Regions from separate parts of the Mus musculus genome. Here region 1 is linked to region 2. Evidence: chromatin loops called from intact Hi-C (ENCODE). Cell type or tissue: heart. All regions are shown on one strand. Each heading gives the region's core, and the rest is flanking DNA. Links, peaks and the distances in the headings are about the cores only. Region 1 overlaps Chd1 (chromodomain helicase DNA binding protein 1). Region 2 holds the start of Pdcd2 (programmed cell death 2).

Region 1 (2,919 bases), core at 170-2,669, 200 kb before region 2:
TCAGAGTCGCTGCTCCCGGATTGGCTGCTGCTTCCGTCACTGCTGCTGCCAGAACTCGAGCCAGATCCAGAGCCTGATGCTGACCCACAATCATCACCTGACTGACTACAATTGAAAATAAAAAACTTTAATCAGAGCATCAGAGCAAAATTCGACAGGAATTTACCTCTTCAGCAGAAAGCTAAACATACAGTTTAATATTTCAATTATCTGTGTCCAAACACAAAGGGCAATGTACATTATAGTAACAGACATATGTGATGGTTCGTATATGCTCGGCCCAGAGAGTGGCACCATGAGGAGATGTGGCCCTGTTGGAGTAGGTGTGACAGTGTGGGTATGGGCTATAAGGCCCTCTCCCTGGCTGCCTGGAAGCCAGTCTTCCACGAGCAGCCTTCAGATGAAGATGTAGAACATTCCGTTCCTCCTGTTCCATGCCTGTCTGGATGCTGCCATGCTCCCACCTTGATGATACTGGACTAATAAACCTCTGAACCTATAAGCCAGCCCCAATTAAATGCTGTCCTTATAAGACTTGTTTTGGTCATGGTGTCTGTTCACAAGGGTAAAACCCTAACTAAGACAGGCATACACATTTGGTTTTCTTTTGTTTTGGTTTGTGAGACACAAGGTTTTTCTATGCCGTCCTGGCTGTTCTCTCTCTGTACATTAGGCTTGCCTGGAACTCACAGAGATTTGCCTACCTCTGCCTCCTGGGGTGCTGGAATTAAATAAAGGTGTGTGCCATCACAGGCCATTGGACATACTTATTTGTAGGACTGTAATCTCCCTCAAAGATGTGCAAGGCCTACCAACTATGAGATCCTCGGCTAGAAACAGGGAAGACAAAAATGTGTAAGTCAAAAAAGCCCTACTAGAGGCTACCTATAACAGTTCAAATTTAGAAACTGTGGGAAATTAATAAACATGTTGGGAATTCTTACTACAGTAGGTAGAAAATAAGCCCATTTCTTGCAGTGAAAACAACATACTTGTTTTCAAGATTATTTCTGTCAATGTAGTGATGCAAGACTGCAATCACTTAAGAGACAGAAGCAGGGGCTGGTGAGATGGCTCAGTGGGTAAGAGCACCCGACTGTTCTTCCAAAGGTCCGGAGTTCAAATCCCAGCAACCACATGGTGGCTCACAACCATCCGTAACGAGATCTGACGCCCTCTTCTGGTGTGTCTAAAGACAGCTACAGTGTACTTACATATAATAAATAAATAAATCTTAAAAAAAAAAAAAAAAAAAAAAGAGACAGAAGCAGAAGGTATTTTCTACCTTCTGTAATTTTCCAAACTGCCACCAGATGGCACAATTTGCTGATAGACTACTTTAAAAAGCTACTCCTTGGGGGTGGGGGGGGGGATACCTAAGAGAGTTATAAAATAGAGTAATAAAATTTCCAGAAAGAATTTTAATTCTGCAAAATAAATGTTTAAATTGACAAATACATATATATTTTTAAAATGTGGTGTAATTTTGTTTCATAGTAATAAAGTAAAACTTTTCCTCTAGTGAGATTTATGGTTGCAACATTGTTTCTACCAACACTGCTTTTTCTCTCCATTCCCTAACGTTCCCACCTTTATTTCCTCCCGCAAACACACAGCTGAGTCTCTCAGCTATCATGAAGTGTCTTTAAAAACAGGGGAGATGTCCCATTTCACCTGAACTACTTTACTTGTACAAACTGGAGCAACACTAGTGGAGATTTTTTTTTCCCTGACAATTTTATTTCTCTATTAACTCGCAGGTAAGAAAACCCATTAATTCAATAAACTTTACTGAGAACCACTCATAGATCAGGCCTGGGGAGACTGAAACAACAAAGTCTTTACAGTCAAAAGACCTCCTACCTTGAGGTAGCTCTGTAAGCTGATAAGCAGCTTCCTGTGCTATGTTTATAACAGCTGATCTAGACATGACTAGGTTTGGTGAATCAATCAAGACCATTTAGTAGAAAGCACTGTTAAATTTATCCTTCCCATAAAAAAAAAAAAATTAAGGAGATGGAAAGTCTTAGATTGTTACTTTGCAGGCATTCTTATTTTCACTAAAGCACCTAGCATAAAATTTGCTTGCCAAACATACACAAGCCCTGAGTTAAAATAAAACTGGGTAAAGCGTGCCTACAAACACTAAGTGGGTGGAGACGGCAGAAAGGTCAGAACATCAGTGGCACTCTTGGTTACAATTTGAGACCTAACACACTGTGTCTAAAATTTAAAAGTTAATGGTTGATGGGACCAAGGGCAGCTTCCTTCCATCCATCCATCCATCATCCATCCATCATCCATCCATCCATCCATCATCCATCCATCCATCATCCATCCATCATCCATCCATCCATCATCCATCCATCCATCCATCATCCATCCATCCATCATCCATCCATCCATCATCCATCCATCCATCATCCATCCATCATCCATCCATCATCCATCCATCATCCATCCATCCATCCATCATCCATCCATCCATCATCCATCCATCCATCTATCCATCATCCATCCATCCATCCATCATCCATCCATCATCCATCCATCCATCCATCATCCATCCATCATCCATCCATCATCCATCCATCCATCTATCCATCATCCATCCATCCATCCATCCATCCATCCATCATCCATCCATCCATCATCCATCCATCATCCATCCGTCCATCCGTCCGTCCATCCGTCCGTCTCTGTTCCAGTAAAGGAACATGTTTATTATTAGAAAGCGGAACTCTGGTATTTACGTGCACAGTAGTTTATTGGGTTGTTCTTTCATAGGATAAAGACTGTGTCAGGACTGAGAGGAAGAGAATGTTCTAGAAGAAATTAATTCTGATGTCCAACTACACAGCAGGGTGACTTCAGACCACGGTAATCATAGTACACCTTTTCGTTTTAAAGCTAGGGAGA
Region 2 (2,919 bases), core at 198-2,697:
AAGTTCAGAAATAGGCTGACCCCTCTAAACTCCTCAGGAATGAAGCCTCCTATTTCACATAAATAAAATCTACTTGATTGTGTTGTTCAGCAAGGCCACTGATGTGCTCACTCTTCTGTCTTGGGTGGGCTTTATTTGGCTCTGCACGAACCAAGATGGGAACCCACTTCATTCAGTTCCATTACGAATATTGACGCAAAAACTACAGCTCTCACCTCAAAGGGAGTTAAAAGTTCATTCGGAGCCAAATTTGAATGATCGTAGCCCGGGAACATATATTCATGTCTTCCCAAGTACTATATGTTCCAGTGTGGAAGCACTTTCATGGAGTTTTTATAGTAACAGAACAAAAAGGAAATTTGAAATCAAGGTATTTTAACAATGAATGCATTTGTGGAAACATTAAGTAGTTACAGAGGAATCTCAGTACAGACCTGAGACACCATCTGATAGCATTGTTAGCCTTTTGATTGGTGGAGAATAGCATTTTGTTAATACAGTCCAATAGTCTTTATCTGTTTATCAAGGTGTTAGGTCTGACACAAAAGCGGCCACTAAGGTATCTTTAAGGGGCTAAAGACAACCCAAGAGAAATAGTACCATTTCTAAAGATTCTAAACTCTTCAAAGTCAAAAAGTTTTATTAGTTAACCAGACTTTGTAGACAGCTCCTTTCCAGGAATTCTTGTTTACACTAGCCAAAAAACCCACTGTTGTTTTGTCTTTACATCTTGCTTCCTGTCTAAATCCAACACACAGGGCAGCGAGTATGGGAGCACCCAACTGTGTGAAGCAGAGCGCTATGATTTACGTTTGTTTCGAGTGCTCCTCCTCAACTGTATCCGGTCATCTTTCTCCTCCACCCCAGTTTTGAACATCCTTTAACTGCATGAGGACAGGTTTCAAGGGTCTGTGTGGGTTCGCCCCCAACCTCAATTCTTCCACAGGAGAACAGAGCCTCCCTTTGAAAGAGAAGATAAAAATAGCAAACTTCAACATTAATTATGATTGGCGACATTACTTAGGATGTATTCAGTTTCATAAAACTAAGATAAGAGAATAAGAAACTCTCTGTTCTGAGATAACAGAATAACCTAAACTGCTAACTTCTGCTTTGGGAAGCCTACTTGCCCCTTTCTCTTCCAAAGGAAGCACGCATTTGTTCTCCCTTAAGAAGTGACCACCACCAATATCCACTTAGCAAGTTCCATTTGCTAGAGAAACTGTCATAATAAAAATCTGAAAATTCAGCTTCTGTAAAACTTGCTCAGCTCCGGGAAAAACCTCTTTTGAAGCAGAGATTTTAAAAGACCACTCTAAGATAATCACAAAGATTATGACAATATCTAACGGCATAAACCATGAAATGTTTCTGATCCGGGCTGAGTCTCTTACCCAATAGCGAAAGGCTACAGCTGCGAACTAATTAAAGTTTGTCTTTTGTCCCCGAGTGCTGAGAATGCCCCCACTTCCCTCACTCCAACCTGAGGATCTACAACCGACACCCTAATCTCAGAGGTCTGAAGAGCTTCCGGCCTTCGGATCCCCAGAAACAGTGACAGTTCGATGGAGGTAGTCTTGCTCACCAGCGTCCTTTATTCACTTTTGCTTCCTGCCTATAGGGTTACCTCCAGTCCGGTCCCAGCTCGAGATCTGACCCCGCCTCCCGCCTTCCGGCCTAACACGTGACCGCCCTCTTCCGGCCTGGTGGCAGAGTCCTGCTGCGAGCATGGCTGCAGCCGCCCCTGGTCCTGTGGAGTTGGGCTTCGCCGAGGAGGCACCGGCCTGGAGGCTGCGCAGCGAGCAGTTTCCCAGCAAAGTGGGCGGGCGGCCCGCGTGGTTGGGCTTGGCGGAGCTGCCGGGGCCCGGGGCGCTGGCGTGTGCGCGCTGCGGCCGCCCGCTCGCCTTCCTGCTGCAGGTGTACGCACCGCTGCCGGGCCGGGACGACGCCTTCCACCGCAGCCTCTTTCTCTTCTGCTGTCGCGAGCCGCCGTGCTGCGCCGGCCTGCGAGGTGAGCGGCCGCCGGGACAGGACCCGGGCGAGGGTTGCCACGGGGGCTGAACCCTGGACGTAGGACGATCGGTTGGCGCGAGTGGTTGTATTCAGGTACCGGAATTGTCTTAGAATCGTGTCCCTTTCATCCTGGGCACGGACTCCTTAAAGCCAATTTCTCTTGTCAGACGGAACTCTTCCCGGGTTTAAAAGCTCTTTAGCTTTTATTTTTATTCCCTTTCATATAAAAACCGCCCCCCCACCCCGAAAGCAAAAACCTTAGGTTTTCCTTAAATGAGGTTTTATGAGGTGAAGCACCGAAAACGGTTCAAATGTTTCAATTATTTTGTTTCACGGAAAGATAATCTCACGTACCCCTTTCTCCTCTTCATTTCAGTTTTTCGTAATCAGCTACCAAGGAACAACGCATTCTACTCCTATGAGCCCCCTTCTGAAACAGAAGCTTTGGGTACGGAATGTGTGTGCCTCCAGCTCAAGTCTGGAGCCCATCTCTGTCGGGTTTGTGGTTGCTTGGCCCCTATGACATGCTCTAGGTGCAAACAGGCACATTACTGCAGCAAGGAGCATCAGACATTAGACTGGCGGCTGGGACACAAGCAGGCTTGTACACAGTCAGGTAAGACAACTTAGCCTTACCGTCTCTGTCAACTGAGGTACTCCAGTTTCTGGTTAAACTTGAAATTAGAAAACATACTTTAAAAGTTTTAGGAACTGGTAACATGAACACTTCGCTAATCTAAAACACAACCAGCTTTATTTTTTTATTAGATATTTTCTTTATATACATTTCAAATGCTATCCCGAAAGTTCCCTATACCCCCCCCCCCCCCCCCAGCCCTGCTCCCTTACCCACCCACTCCTGATTCTTGGCCCTGGTGTTCCCCTGTACTGGGGCATATAAAGTTT

What was found. Hi-C counts contacts between places; a loop is a spot of excess contacts. Peaks named below come from ENCODE experiments on the same cell type or tissue, not always from the same donor. Only the 100,000 strongest peaks of a DNase experiment are listed, where the experiment ranks them.
Region 1: it touches region 2 in a loop (3-fold over the local background); 19 of 42 quality-filtered maps call a loop at or near these places.

Annotation. Positions count from the first base shown.
Region 1 is chr17:15,722,455-15,725,373 of GRCm38, reverse strand. It overlaps Chd1 (chromodomain helicase DNA binding protein 1), which reads right to left. Exons shown (of 36, transcript NM_007690.3): 3 at 1-105. Among named protein-coding and RNA genes, the nearest start is that of 5830433I10Rik, 19 kb to the right of the region's middle. In heart, for the core only: CTCF peaks have their summits at 1,110 and 1,310 (motif pointing right); no DNase peak of the experiment used is centred there.
Region 2 is chr17:15,526,083-15,529,001 of GRCm38, reverse strand. Pdcd2 (programmed cell death 2) reads left to right here and starts at 1,701. Exons shown (of 6, transcript NM_008799.2): 1 at 1,701-2,011; 2 at 2,390-2,629. The coding sequence starts at 1,729. In heart, for the core only: a CTCF peak has its summit at 1,643; a DNase peak (open chromatin) is centred at 1,671; H3K4me3 peaks cover 2,036 bases; H3K27ac peaks cover 1,595 bases.